Regions from separate parts of the Mus musculus genome. Here regions 1 and 3 are each linked to region 2. The links are chromatin contacts, found by POLR2A ChIA-PET in ENCODE. All regions are on one chromosome and are shown on one strand. Each heading gives the region's core, a stretch centred on a gene start or an enhancer-like site at or near the end of the contact. The rest is flanking DNA. Distances are from core to core; before and after follow the strand shown. Region 1 holds the start of Sumf2 (sulfatase modifying factor 2). Region 2 holds the start of Vkorc1l1 (vitamin K epoxide reductase complex, subunit 1-like 1). Region 3 holds the start of Asl (argininosuccinate lyase).

Region 1 (4,619 bases), core at 815-3,314, 95 kb before region 2:
TCAATTCCCAGTGTGTCTTCTCAAGAATTAAATCTGTTCTCTAGGTTCTTGCGCAAAACTCTGGTTTTGACCTTCAGGAAACATTAGTTAAAGTTCAAGCTGAACATTCGGAATCCGGCCAGCTCGTAGGTGTGGATCTGAGCACAGGTGAGAATATTGCAGCTTGGTTGTGAGGTAAACCTAGGTGGGGGAAGATGGGTGACAGGAGGATCTTGGTACCAGTGCTGTGGGAAAAGCAGAAAGCTTATGTGAGTAACCTAATAGAAGACATTTGGGAATGAGAGAAGTCAAAAGTGCATGTGTTGTGCGTCAACAGCAGTGTGTCCTGAGCAGAGTGTGCAGCAGTCTGCTAAGCAGTGAGCACTGACTGTAAGGCATTGCTAAGAGTGTTTGGAGAAGTCTTGGTTACTAATGGAAGAGTACTGTTCCTTTGTATTTAAAGTCCCTGAGGTTGACCTGATGCAGCCTGTGATCCTTTCAGAACTGAGGCAACAGGACCGCAGCCTGGATGCTGTCTTGCGCTGTAGTATAGAAAATTCTTATCTTTTGAAAAGGAAAAAAAAATATGGTCTCAATTGGCCCATGTTTTCTGTTTTAGAATTGGTAGGGTTCATAAAATATATGAAAAAAGCCTTTGGTGCTCTTGGTTATTTGCAGGTGAGCCGATGGTGGCTGCAGAGATGGGTGTGTGGGATAACTACTGTGTGAAGAAGCAGCTGCTACACTCCTGGTGAGTGTACACGATCATGGCGGCTCGCGGGCGGGCGGCAGACACAGCAGTTTGGGTTGATAGCTCATCTGTCCTCTCTTCCTCCTTTTCAGTACTGTGATCGCCACCAACATTCTCCTGGTCGACGAGATCATGCGAGCTGGGATGTCCTCTCTGAAGGGTTGAGGCCTGCCTGTGATACTACAGGATGTTGGGGGGAATGGTTATTTTTGTCCAAGCTTCAAGTGATTTGGAAAAAAATTTTCTCTTCCTGATTGGAGAAAAGAAACGGGACATTTGACACCTATTCAAATTATACTGTAAAATTTTATTTTATTTTTGCCTTGAGTATCTGAAGACACTCAAAGCAGCTCTTTTTCAACCCACTGAACAAGATGTTTTAGCTACACCGATACAAAAATTACATAAGATAAGCATGTTGTCTACCCTTGTTCCGTAAGTGTTCTTTGAAAGTTTGTAATGGTTTTCTCCTAAATAAGGCATGGTGACACATGCCTGTAAGCCTAGCCCTTTGGAAATAGTCCGGAATTTCTATGCCAACTCAGGCTACAGGAGACCCCAGGTCGAAAGAATAATTTGTTGTGGATGTATTTGAAATTATCCAGCCAACTCCCTGTTAAACATGTAAGATCCTTGCCAGTGTAAAACACATCTGGGTAATTTATGGGTTTCATAATGTCTAATAAATACTTAAAGAGTGAAGCTACTGGATCATTCACACTTGAAATGACTGAAAATGCTTCAGAAAAGCTAATAAAGCCAAGTTACTCCGTGGAGGCTGGAAGGTCAGAACTCTGCCACCCAACTTCCAGACATGGGAACACAAGAGGCTGAGAGAGTTACACATTTAACAGCCAAAAGGACGGTTGTTGAAGAATAAGGGTTTGGGTGAAACAAGATTTTTTAGGCTATTTTCTATCTTGGTTTTGCATCATACCTGTAACAGCTTATCTCTTTGGTTTTCATGTACTTGATTTTATGTGTGATACTTGGGGAGAGGGGCTGGCTCCGTATTCCACAGTGAGTGAGTGAACAGCTCAACTGAATAGAGGAAAATATCTGGGTGGAGAGTTGGCTCAGCTACGTACTACTGGTTCTCACAGACAGGCAGTTAGTGCCCAGCACCGTGGGCAACTTCTAGCCAGCTGAGACTGCAGCACATTGGACCTGCAAGGGTGTTAACATCACACAAAAGCAGTCAGATAAAATCAGAGTAGGATGGGTGTGGGCCTGTGTTCATTCATGGGCGGGCCTGACAGGCAAGCTCCCAAGGAGCGCCCTGCCATTGGTCACTGAGTCAGTGCGAGTGCGCAGGCGCGAAGAAGCGCCCGAGCAGACGCATGCGCTCTGAGTTCTGGTTCCCCAGCATGGGTTCCTTGCTCCCTCCGGTGTTGCTGCTGTGGCTCCTGTCCTGCCCCAGGCTTCAGCTAGGTCAGTGTGTGGCTCTGTGCCTATATCACCCTTATCCTTGAACACCTGAAAGTGACTGTATCCTGCGCTCTAGATGCTACCCTAACCTCGGAGGGGGTTTGCAGGGTCTCGGGCTACTTGCTGGGGCTGGCCATCATGAAACTGCACTTTTTCTTTTTTTTTTTCTTTTTTTGAAGCAGGGTCTCTTCTGGTATTCAGCCCTGTCTGGGGCGTTGGGAGTAAGGCATTCTGATTTTCCTTTTCTCCATTTCCATGTCTTGAGCTGGTGCACTCGTGTGACTCGTAGCTTTTATTTGTAGAAAGCTTTGAAAGTTAAAGATACGCTTAAGTCACATACATAGTAATCGGATACTCAAAATGTTGTTTAAATGCACCTTTTATCTCTAGTTACTTTTGGATTCAGTTTTTCTTAGGATATTTTATGTGTATGAGTGTTTTGCAACCTCGTATATAGGTGCACCACGAGGGTGTCTGGTGCCGGCGGAGGTCAGGTTGGATCCCTACAACAGAAGAAACATGGTTATAAACCACTGCTTGGGTGCTGGAGACTGAAAACGGAGCGTCTTCGAGAGCAACAGGAGCTCTTATATACTAATATCCTATTTTATTTTATACTTGAGGCAGAGGCTCAACTATGTCGCCTTGTCTGGCCTGGAACATAGACCAGGCTAACCTCAAATTCATAGAGATTCAAGCACTCTCTCAGCTAAGCTACGGCGCAGAGGCCCCTTGTTTAGGGGTTTGGTTTTTTTTTTTGGGGGGGGGTGAGGGTGGGTTATTTATTTATTTAATTATTTATTTATTTATTTTGGTATAAAGGTCTTGACTGTGTAGCCCTAGCTTGTCTTGAGCTTGTGATCTCCAGCGACAGCTTCTTTAGAATTGGGATTATAAGGCATAAAATATGGTCTTAGATTGTAGTTTGTTATGTGACAGAATCTCACTATGTAGACCAGGCTGGCCTCAAATCACAAAGATCCATCAGTTTCTGCCTCTGTATGCTGGGGCTTAGAGGTGTCCACTTTTTATGTATGTGTTTGTGTGCCGTGAGTGTACAGATACTGGCAAAGGACAGAAGATTTAACCTGGTCCTTAAAAAAAATTTAATTTTGGCTTTTAGAGACAGAGTTTCTCTGTGTATCCTTGGCTGTCCTGGACTCATTCTGTAGACCAGACAGGGCTCAAACTCAGAGAAATGCCTGCCTCTACCTTCCAAGTGCTGGGATTAAAGGGCCACCACTGCTCAACCCTAAAAATATTTTTTAAAATGTTAGTTTGTTAAATTACAATCAAACTACAGTTTATATTGCAGCTTGATATTTCATTCCCCTTTAATTTGAGATCTCCCTACTCACTCGGTTTTTTTTGCCCTCTCGGGATTATTCTTGAGATGGGTAGAATTGTATCAGAATGAGAAGAGGGTTAAATATAAGACCCTGAAAAGCAGGGTCTGGTTGCTTATACACCTTTAATCTCTTGAGAGGCAAAGGTAGGTAGATCTCTGTGACTGCCAAGCAAGGCTAGTCCATCTATATAGTGATTTCTTTTCAGGCCAGCCCAGGGTTGGAGTGGGGTGGGAGTAGGGTGACCTTGTCATCAAAAACTAAAATAAGGGAAAAAAGCAACTAATTTTAAAATGAGAAGCTAGGGTCGAGCACCACATAGCATATGTGAGACCCTGGTTTCAATTCCCTGTGACACACACATCAAGTTCTTGAGCCTGGGGCACAGTGCCACATGCCTGCAATCTTAGCATTGGTGAGGCAGAGATGGGAGGGTCCCTGGGGTGAAGGAGCTGTAGAATTGTTTGGGTTGTTTTTTTGTTTTGTTTTGTTTTGTTTTTAAATCAGAAAGATTGCCATGCAGAAAAACCCTATCTCACACAAAAATAAAAAAGTAATATGCACATAAATTATGGGTGTGATTCATTTGTACAGTGCTTGCTTAATGTGAAACCTGATTTCCATCCCCAGCATCACATGAACTGGGCCAAGTGGTACACACCTACCTGTTCCCTGTCATCAGGAAGTCAGCATCATCCTTGGATACCTAGTTCTAAGCTGGCCTGGGCTGCATGAGCCTTCATCTCAAAAATAAAACAGTAAAGTGTTCAACAGTACAAAGGGAGAGGGAAAGAAACAGCATGAAGTGTGAGTGGTGTAGTGGCTTACGTACTAATCCCAGCACTTGGGAGGCAGAGGCAAGCTGATGTCTGTGAGTTCAAGGCCAGCCTGAACTATATAGTAAGACCCTGTCTCCAAAGGTCAGAGCGGGTGGTAGAGGGAGTGTGGGTGAAAAATGTACATGTATTTGAAGTTACAGTTTCTAAATTGACCTAGCTGAGGCAAGAGAGGTATGTAAGTAATCAAGTATGGTCTGGAGAGGTGACTCGGCAGTTAAGAGCACTTGTTGTTCCTGTAGGACGAGGACCTAGGCTTGGTTCCCAGCACCCACATGG
Region 2 (4,497 bases), core at 1,311-3,810:
TTCAGATGCTCCAGAAGCGCCAGAAGAGGGAGTCAGATCTCATTATGGATGGTTGTGAACCACCATGTGGTTGCTGGGATTTGAACTCAGGACCTTTGGAAGAACAGTTAGTGCTCTTACCCGCTGAGCCTATCTGCTGAACCATCTTGCCAGTCCAATACTCTCCTTTTTTAAAATTACGAAAGTGTACGTGTGTGTGTGTGTGTGTGTGTGTGTGTGAGAGAGAGAGAGAGACAGAGACAGAGACAGAGACAGAGACAGAGAGAGATGCACATATGTGTCTGGGCCATGGAGGTCGGAAGAGGTCATTGGATCCCTCAGAGCTTCAGTCATAGGCATTTATGGGTGCTTGTCTTGAGGCGCAGATGACACCACCTGGTGCGACGACCTTCTAAGTAACAGAATGTATGAAAGTCATAGGCTATCGTTTCTGATCACGGAATAACAAAAGACTCAAGCTGGAGAGATGGCTCGGTAAAAATGCTTGCTGCCTCAGTGTGAGGACCTAAGTTCAAATCTTTGGCTCCTCCTATTTAATGTGGTTGTCTGTGGCTGTCCTTACTTGTAACTCTTGCACTGGAGGCAGAGACAGATGGATCCTCCGTACTTGGCCAGCCAGCCTAGCTAAGCAAACCACAGATTCCAGATTCAGTGAGATACTCTGTCTCAAGGAGGTAAGTCAGGGACGATTATAGTCAGCGATTTTTTTTTTGTACCCACACATATGTGAACACACACACAAATCAATAATGTCCTTTTTAGAGACTCTGACCCCATCTCTTCCCTCTCTCTCCTTTTTTGGAGGTTTAACCTAGAGCTTTACATGTATTAGTCAAGTATTCTACTGTTGAGCTAAAACTTGTTTTCTTCAACCCCTTACTTTGGGTGGGTGGGATGGAAGCCAGCTGTGTTTTCTGGAGGTGTAAATTGGAGCTGTTGTTACTGCCCAGGGAGGACCTGCAGCCTTCTCACTGCCATAGGAGAGAACCTGAAAGAGGACTCTCAGGGTTTGAGATGACTACAGCCATGCCTCACATCTTAATTTGATCCAAGGTAGAGAGGAAGAGAAAGAGAGAGGGAAAGGTGGAGAGACTGAGCCGGAAGATTCCTGACGCAGAGAAAATGAAAAAAAAAAAACCCCAAACAAAACAAACAGACACCCAGTTTATTAGCTTGCTTAAAGCTGCAAAAAATTGGGGTGATTTGTTATCCAACATTGTATAATTAATTGAAGAACATTACTTATTAATCAAAATCACTAGGTGATGCCCCCAAAGCCTAAGAGCTGCATTGAAGCAAAAGCTAGCAATCTCCATCAACAGCTTGTTTCTTTGTAGACACAGATATCCTTACATGGGTTTTCCTGTCCAGTTTTGACAGCAAGGAAGCTCAGAATCAGTTATGGCTCAATTTTAACAATTTTGCAAGCCTCTATGACCTCCTCACGTTTCGTTTTCTTCTGATTTCCCTTTTTCCAAGTTTTTGAGCTTTTTTTTTAAAGTTCATTTTTATCCTTTTAGTATGGATTATGTTAAAGCCACATCAAATCCAAATTATAGAGAAGTATTCATGAACCCATTTAAAAATAGGTTTTTTTAAATGTAAAAATAGTTTTGCGCATTTAAGAAAAAAGTTTCTCACATGTTGAACACAAGACGCCTGGAGGTGGTGCCTGGGGAAGATCATGTCACACAAACGTGTCTCTGGAGCTCTGGAGCCATTGGTCAGGGACAATTTGGATTGGATAAGAAATATCAAGTGATAACGACGGAAATGTGTGTGTGTGCAGAAAGGCAACTGATTGCTACCAGGAGCCAAGGGCTTGCCCAGTCAAGCATTGTAGTAGTATCTTTGAAATCGATCCCTTGTAACAGACCCTAAGATTAAGCCAAACCACCTCTCGCCTCACCCCTTTCCTAGGCCACACCCCTCATCCTTCCTGGTCACGCCCCTGCCCCATCCAGCACACCAGAGTTTTTGCGCTCCGCCCCTTCCCTTCGCTCCCGCCCCACCTTGTTCCGCCTCCCTTCTGACCGCGCCCTCCAGTGTAACGAACCCCATTTCTCAGCACCACCCTTCACTTGCGCCACGCAACCCTGGCTGCTTACAACCTCCGCCTCTTCCCCGCCCGCGCGCGGTTTTCCCACCCGCCCCTTTAAAATCAAACCACGCCCACCGTCAGCCACGCCCTCCGCATGCGCCGCACCACCTCCCCGCTGTTGCGCGCTCCGCCTCCTCCCTCCACACTTATGAGCGGCTTTCTCGCTCCGCCCCAATTCTGGTCAAGCTCCGCCCCTCCTCAAGCCCTTCCCTCTTTCAGACCCCGCCCTCCGCATGCGCCGCACCGCCTCCCTGGCGGTTGCGCGCTCCGCCCCTCCCTCTGTGTCCGCGCGCGCCTTCCCCGCCCAGTCCGCCTCACTCCTCTCGGGGCGGTTGGGCCGCGCGCCTGTGGGGGCGGGGCCCGGAGGAGGCGACCGAGCCAATGGGGCGCGGCGGTGGTGGCGGCGGCGGCGGCGGCGGCGGAGGCGGTGGCGGCAGCGGCGGCGGCTGGGTCGGGCCCCGACGGGCGGCGGCGTCTGAGGTGGAGGCGGAGGGAGGCGGCGGCGGCGGCGGAGGGGGGAAGATGGCGGCGCCCGTCCTGCTGAGAGTGTCGGTGCCGCGTTGGGAACGGGTGGCCCGGTATGCAGTGTGCGCCGCCGGGATCCTGCTCTCCATCTACGCCTACCACGTGGAGCGGGAGAAGGAGAGGGACCCGGAGCACCGGGCCCTCTGCGACCTGGGGCCCTGGGTGAAGTGCTCCGCCGCCCTGGCCTCCAGGTAGCCCGGCTTGAGTGAGGGGAGCGCGACGCGGGCGGCGGCGGGGGGCGGGGAGCGCGCGGGGAGCTCCGGCCTGAGAGAGCGGGGCCCGGGCCGCGACCCGGACGGCGGTGACCGGGGGGCGGCGGCTGAGGGCAGGCCTCCGGGATGAGGTGGCACAGTGCAGCCGGGAGGGCGCGGGCGCGTCCTGGCCGGTGTGACTTTTCTCCCTGTTGTCGCCGAGAGAGGCGTGTGAAGACCCCCGATGCAGAGATCGGCGAAGCCAGCATTCATCCCCGGGGTCTTGGGACCTCTGCTACCCCGGGGCTATATGTCCGGTGGCTTTTATCACTATCCTCTGGGTTGTTCGGGACAGGTGTTTTCGGTGCTCAGGCCTCTTTGTACTCAGAGTTAAGGAGAATTGGCAGCCTTCTGGAGGCGACAGTGACATTTGCGGGTAGACACGCATTTGACCCTACTCTGGAAGAGGAAGGTACCAGCACTTAACCCTATCTGATTTCTTGGATTTTTCTCCCTTGTGTATTTCACGAAGTGTGCCCAGCAGGGGGAAAATGGCCAGAGTTCGGGTCTACTTTAAGTTTAGAGTAAACGATGAGTACCTTGTGTATAGTGATATTTTAGGTACTACGATGACTGTTATTTTATGAAAGGATCTGAGTTGTGACCCACACTGGCCTGAAACTCATCGGACTATAACCTCTACAGCTATTCCCCTGCCTCAGTCTTTTGAGTAGGGAAATACAAGCATGCACCACCGTGGGTGACTTAGAATGACTTTTACATGTTGCTGATTAGTATTAGCGGAATAATCCGCAAGAGATTAGATTTACGAAACTTTGCTAAGCAGGTTTATTTAAACAATTTTTTGTTTCTTGAAAATACCATCGATTTTTTTTCCTGTTAACATTTTATGTAGTGTGCTAGCTTTTTTTCTTAGAAAAAAGTATTTTACACTTTTAAAAAAGGCTTTTTAAAAAACTGATAGCAGTCATCAAAACCAGCAAAAGTGAAAAGAATTATTGCAGAATAGATAGTTTGACATTTTAATAGAGAGTCCTACCCCTAATATTTTGATGTTTGTTAACAGTGCTTAACATTTCACTACATTCCCTCCTTTTGATAAATGCTAGGGAGACACAAATGTATATAGCTCACTAGTTTATTTTGCCCTCCATATTGGTGGAGGAGTATTTGAAGAAGCTAGGGTTGGAGTTTCTTATCTGCAAACTTAAGGCTGTTGATCTTTCCCACTTAGCCCTTTTCATAGACCAGCTAGGCTAGGCTAGCTCGTGCTTATAAGTGGAATTCCTGTAACTTTTTAGTAGAAAAATGGTTGTCATTATGGCCTCATTAAGCAGTTTTGTTTTTTTTTTTTAAATGCATTGAGTTTATAGTGCAGAATGTATCTGTGATGAAGAGCCCTCAGGAGTTTTATTTGCATCCAGGTTGAGGCCTCCTAGACTTTCTTTTAGACTAGACACCTTGAGAACCACTAAGTGTATCGTGCTTCTATTGCACATATTTATGTTGGGAGTGGGGTAGCACACACACTTATGGAGGTCATTGGACAACATGTGGGAGTCAGTTTCCCACCAGATGGGTCCTAGGGATTGAACTCAGGTCATCAGGCTTGCTGGCAAGCATCTTTACCAGCTGAGTCCTCTCACTGAGCCCACCAAG
Region 3 (4,588 bases), core at 210-2,709, 82 kb after region 2:
CTGGGGCCACGGAGAGAGGTCCCTCCCTCCTGGCCGGTTCTATATGATGGACCTCAAGGACAATTTAGGGACTCAAGTTTTCCTATACATGGGAACAAGCGAATAGGAGGAGAGAGTTATCCTATTGGGTGGGGCCTGACAAGAGGATGTGGGGTGAAAAGCGGTATGTAAGGAAGATGAGGTAGCTAACTGGGTAAAGGCCCTTGCTGCCAAGCCTGTTGAAAAGAGAATCCACTCCCACATTTTGTCCTCTGATCACCACATGTATGAGAGCTCACATGGACATACTTATGTACGAACAAACAATGCTAAAAAAAAAAAAAAAAAAAAAAAAAAGTGGAAAGCTTTCATGTGGTAGGTCACACCCGGAATCTGAACACTCAGCAGGTGGATGCAGGTGACTTGTCAGACGCTTAAGGCCAGTCTGAGTAGAGGTGAATTCCAGTCTAGCCTGGGCTAAAAGTTAGCCACTGTCTCAAAGAAAGAAAAACAGGGGCTGGAGAGCCGGGCTCAGCCAGTAAGAGCATGGAGGTTTGGTCTTCACCCACATGGTGGCTCTCAAACATCTGTAACTCCATTCCTTTAGATCCCACATAGGGAGTAGCCAGCCCCGGGGTTCACAGACGTCTATACATGCAGGCAAAACATCCATACAAATATACATTTTAAAATAATTCTTTAAAAAGGGAAAACGCAGGGCTCAGTGGCTCATACCTTTAATCCCAGCGCTCTGGGAGGCAGAAGCAGGTGGATCTCTGAGGTCGAGGCCAGCCTGGTCTACAGAGCGAGTTCCAGGATTACACATGGGAACCCTGTCTCAAAAAACAAACGAGAAAAAAAAAAAAAACTACAAAACAACAACAACAAAAACAAAAAAAAACGGGGAAAACCGCCCGACATAGTGGCCAATAGTGAGATCATTACATAAGCCACTAGGTGGCGCTGGATGGGCAGATAACGACGCGGACATCCCTGAGTCTACGTGAAGCCAGTCTTTGGAAGTGTGGTCGGGAATTTCAGGATCACTGCAGGTCTGTGTGGCAGGAGATGGCCCCCATACGCGGTTAAACCCGACTGGTTCCTCCCCGCTCCTTTGCAAGGTCCCCTCAGTCCTACACACCTCTGATGCCATGTTGGGCGGTTCCTCCTCCTCCTGGAGCTTCTGTCTTACGAATCTGGAAGACAAGACCACACTGACCAACTCGGCTCGGGAGGTCTACGGGGCAGGGACGGAGTTGGGACACCTGCTCGGCTTGCAGGACGTGGGCAGCACTCAGCAAGCGCACCACAGACTTCGCGTTCCTTCTTGTTTGTTCCCTCTGTCCCACGTTCCCTGGACCTAGTGGATCAAGACACTCAGGGACCAGGTTACCTTCTGGTCTCTCCTGGCTTTTTCTGGTCCGGATGGCGTCCGCTGCCCCTCTGTCTTGTCCCCGCCTCCTGGAAGAGTAGAGCCAATTGGGAGAGGTGGGTGTGACTCATCAATCACGCTTATGGGCGGGACCACCTCTGGCTAAGCTACTAGCAGCAGGAAGAGGTGATTTCCAGGGAGTCAGCACTAGTTGTACTGAGGTTCAAGCACACAAAACCTTTGCTGAGGTGAAGACAGACGACAGGTTTGTCATCCCTGCAGCACCCGGGAGGCTGAGGCAGGAAGATTGCTGGAGGTTCCAGGCCTGGGTTGCAGATGAACCTGTTTCAAAACCGTTTCAGCACTTGGGAGGCAGAGGCCGGCCGGGGTGGGGAGTGGGGGGTAGGGGTAGGGGGCTTGGGGGTGGGCAACAGGGACTAAAGAGTGAGACCTTGTCTTAAAGTAGGGGGCAGAGGTAAATCATGCTAAATCAGGTATGGTTTTGTATGCCGGTTATACCAGTACTCTGGAGGCTGAGGCAAAAGGCTTGCTTCAGGTTCCAGGCCAATACAGACTACTAATGAAGCATGGTGGTATACGCCAGTAGTCCTGGCTTTCGGGAGATTGATGGAGGAGGGTCAGAAGTTCTAGGTCATCCTGAGCTGCATAAGCCAGCTCAAGGTAGCCTGGGTTATGGAATTAAAAAAAAAAAAAAAAAAAGAAAGAAAAAAAAAGGCTGGCAGTCAGGCTGTGGAAAGATATCTGCTAAATGCTAAGTTACCTGTGATAACTGTTAGCACATACCTGCGATCGCAGCAGTCGGGAGCCTGAGGTAGGAATGTCAAGACTTTGAATCCAGGGCTTAGAGAGATGGCTCAGCACAAGAGCTAGCCTTGAAAGGTTGGCCAGCTGAGTTCGATCCCTGGAAATCATATAGAAGGTCGGCTGTGGGACTCATCTGTGGTCTCAGTATTTCTACTCAAGACGGGCGAGAAGACTAGAGGAATGTGGGGGCCAGCTAGTCTGGAACTTGGAGCAGTGACAAATATAAGAGAGGCCCTGCCTCAATAAGGGGAAAGGCAAGAATGGACCCCAAAGGGTTGTTCTCCAACCTCTACACATGTTCTGTGGCAAGTGGTGCACACCTCCCCTCCCCCACCCCCAAATAAATGCCTACCTAAAGAAAAGATGGATCCAGTGAGGTGCCTCAATGGGTAAAGGTGCTTATTGTCAAATCTTACAATCTGATTTTGATCCCAGGACCCACATAGTGGAAAGAGAGAATGACTTCACCAAATTGTCCTCTACACTCTATGCATATGCATGATACATACACATGCATGCATACTACATACATAAATGTACAAAAAAAAAGGACAAACCTCCCCCCCAAAGTTGGGATGTAGTCCAGTTGGTATTCTTTAGAGAGTCTAGAAAGGGATTCTAACGGGCAATTGAGGGTTAAAACTCAGGGCTTCCTTCAGTCTATCACGTTCATTCTCAAAGCAGGAGGTCTGGGCTTACCTTGAATCAGCACAAGAACATGGCTGGAAGAGTGGGCAGCGGCCACTGTGGAGACCAGGTGTGTCATGATAGACCTCCAATCATGGAGGATGCGTGTATGTATGTGCATTATGTATGTGCCTGATACCAGTGGCAGTCAGAGGAGCACGTGGGCATCCATGGAACTGGAGTTACAGACGACAGTGAGCCTCTGTATTCGGCAAGCTGGAAACTGAAACTGGATTCTCTGCAAGAGCAACACATCCTCTTAACCCCGGAGCCATCCCTACAGCCCCTTATGGACTATGGACGTTTTTAATCACCAACAGACCAGAGATGCTAGAGATAGCCAAGATGGGACTGGGAACATTCGAGGAGCATGCTCAGTAGTTGCTAGAATGTCTGTATCACACAATGCAGGACTTTAATCAAACTTCCATGCCTTGTGTAGAAACAAGTTTTCAAAATCATGCCAAATAGACCTAGATTATAGTAAGTGCTTAAGAGTTCTGGTATGGTTGGGCGTGGTGGCGCATGCCTTTAATCCCAGCACTTGGGAGGCAGAGGCAGACAGATTTCTGAGTTCTTAGTTCAAGGCCAGCCTGGTCTACAGAGTGAGTTCCAGGACAGCCAGGGCTACACAGAGAAACCCTGTCTTGAAAAACCAAAAAAAAAAAAAAAAGAGTTCTGGAATGGCTCAGAAATAGAGCACTCGCTTAGAATCTATGAAATGAGAAGGGCATGGCTCAGCACTGGACACTCGTCTAGAATCACCCAGGGAGGATTTGGAGTTTGGCTTGGCATTAGAGTGCCTGTCAAAAGAAGCTGGTGGCATGTCTCAGAGTAGAGCCCTCTCAGAGCAAGAGGGAGTCTTAGTTCACTCTCACCCTGTGAGCGTCAGCCTAGGAAACCTCAAGCTCTGGTTTGTATCCAAAGAGCAGAGAAAGTTTAGGAAACCTTAGGAGAAGCCTTGGGATACAGTTGGTCGAGTGCTTGCTTAGCATGCATGAAGCTCAGGGCTTGAATCTTAATCCTGCTTAAAGCTAGCATAGTGGTTCATGCCTGGGATCTCAGCTGTCAGGGGGTGGAAGCTGGGTCAGGAGTTTCAGATCTATTCAGGTTTATCCTCACTTGCATAGGTGAGTTCATGGTGGGACTAGGCTATATGAGATCCTGTGTCAAATAACTGAAACAAATGAAAAATATTTAGGAGAGTTAACTAGAGCTCTCTCTCTCTCTCTCTCTCTTGGTTTTTCAAGACAAACCAAAGAGAGACTGGTTCCAAGGGCTGGAGGTGACATGTGTGTGCCAAGACACCTGGCAATATCTTGAATTCTAACATATTGTAGGCACTGTGTTAAATATTTTATATGGATAGCCTTTTTAAGTTCTCATGGAGCATATCTAGAAGGTGGCCCTGATAATCGCCACGCTCCTCAAGGTGAGGAAAGGAGAGTCTGGGAGAGTAGGAGACACAGAGGCAGGAAGTGTAAAGATTAGCATCTCACATGCAATATCTGCCCATCTGCCCGGGAAAGCTCTCCAAGATCTGGCTAGTCACCCGAGGGATCACATTAATGAACAACCCACTAACAGGGTTGCCCCTGAGCCTCACATGACAATCACCCGCCTTTCCAGTCCTTTGGATGAAAACAAAGGGCAAGGAAAGGCTGGCAATGCAGATCACTAAGGAAGTGCTTTCCCAAGCATCCCCAGCACTGCTTGGGAGGGAGA

Evidence for each region. ChIA-PET counts read pairs that join two places held with the same protein, here RNA polymerase II (POLR2A).
Region 1: POLR2A ChIA-PET joins it to region 2 with 13 read pairs in Patski. The contact joins the promoter of Sumf2 here to the promoter of Vkorc1l1 in region 2. POLR2A ChIA-PET finds 5 or more read pairs at or near these places in 2 of 5 experiments (Patski and embryonic stem cell).
Region 3: POLR2A ChIA-PET joins it to region 2 with 11 read pairs in Patski. The contact joins the promoter of Asl here to the promoter of Vkorc1l1 in region 2. POLR2A ChIA-PET finds 5 or more read pairs at or near these places in 2 of 5 experiments (Patski and embryonic stem cell).

What each region holds. Positions count from the first base shown.
Region 1 is chr5:129,844,926-129,849,544 of GRCm38, forward strand. Sumf2 (sulfatase modifying factor 2) reads left to right here and starts at 2,065. Exons shown (of 9, transcript NM_026445.2): 1 at 2,065-2,161. The coding sequence starts at 2,071. Cct6a (chaperonin containing Tcp1, subunit 6a (zeta)) reads left to right here. Exons shown (of 13, transcript NM_009838.2): 11 at 39-147; 12 at 658-730; 13 at 823-1,518. The coding sequence ends at 895.
Region 2 is chr5:129,939,549-129,944,045 of GRCm38, forward strand. Vkorc1l1 (vitamin K epoxide reductase complex, subunit 1-like 1) reads left to right here and starts at 2,561. Exons shown (of 3, transcript NM_027121.4): 1 at 2,561-2,817. The coding sequence starts at 2,624.
Region 3 is chr5:130,022,922-130,027,509 of GRCm38, forward strand. It overlaps Asl (argininosuccinate lyase), which reads right to left and starts at 1,460. Exons shown (of 17, transcript NM_133768.5): 1 at 1,373-1,460; 2 at 1,121-1,175. The coding sequence starts at 1,132. It overlaps Gm40334 (a long non-coding RNA gene), which reads right to left. Exons shown (of 3, transcript XR_868562.1): 2 at 2,876-3,101; 3 at 2,207-2,273.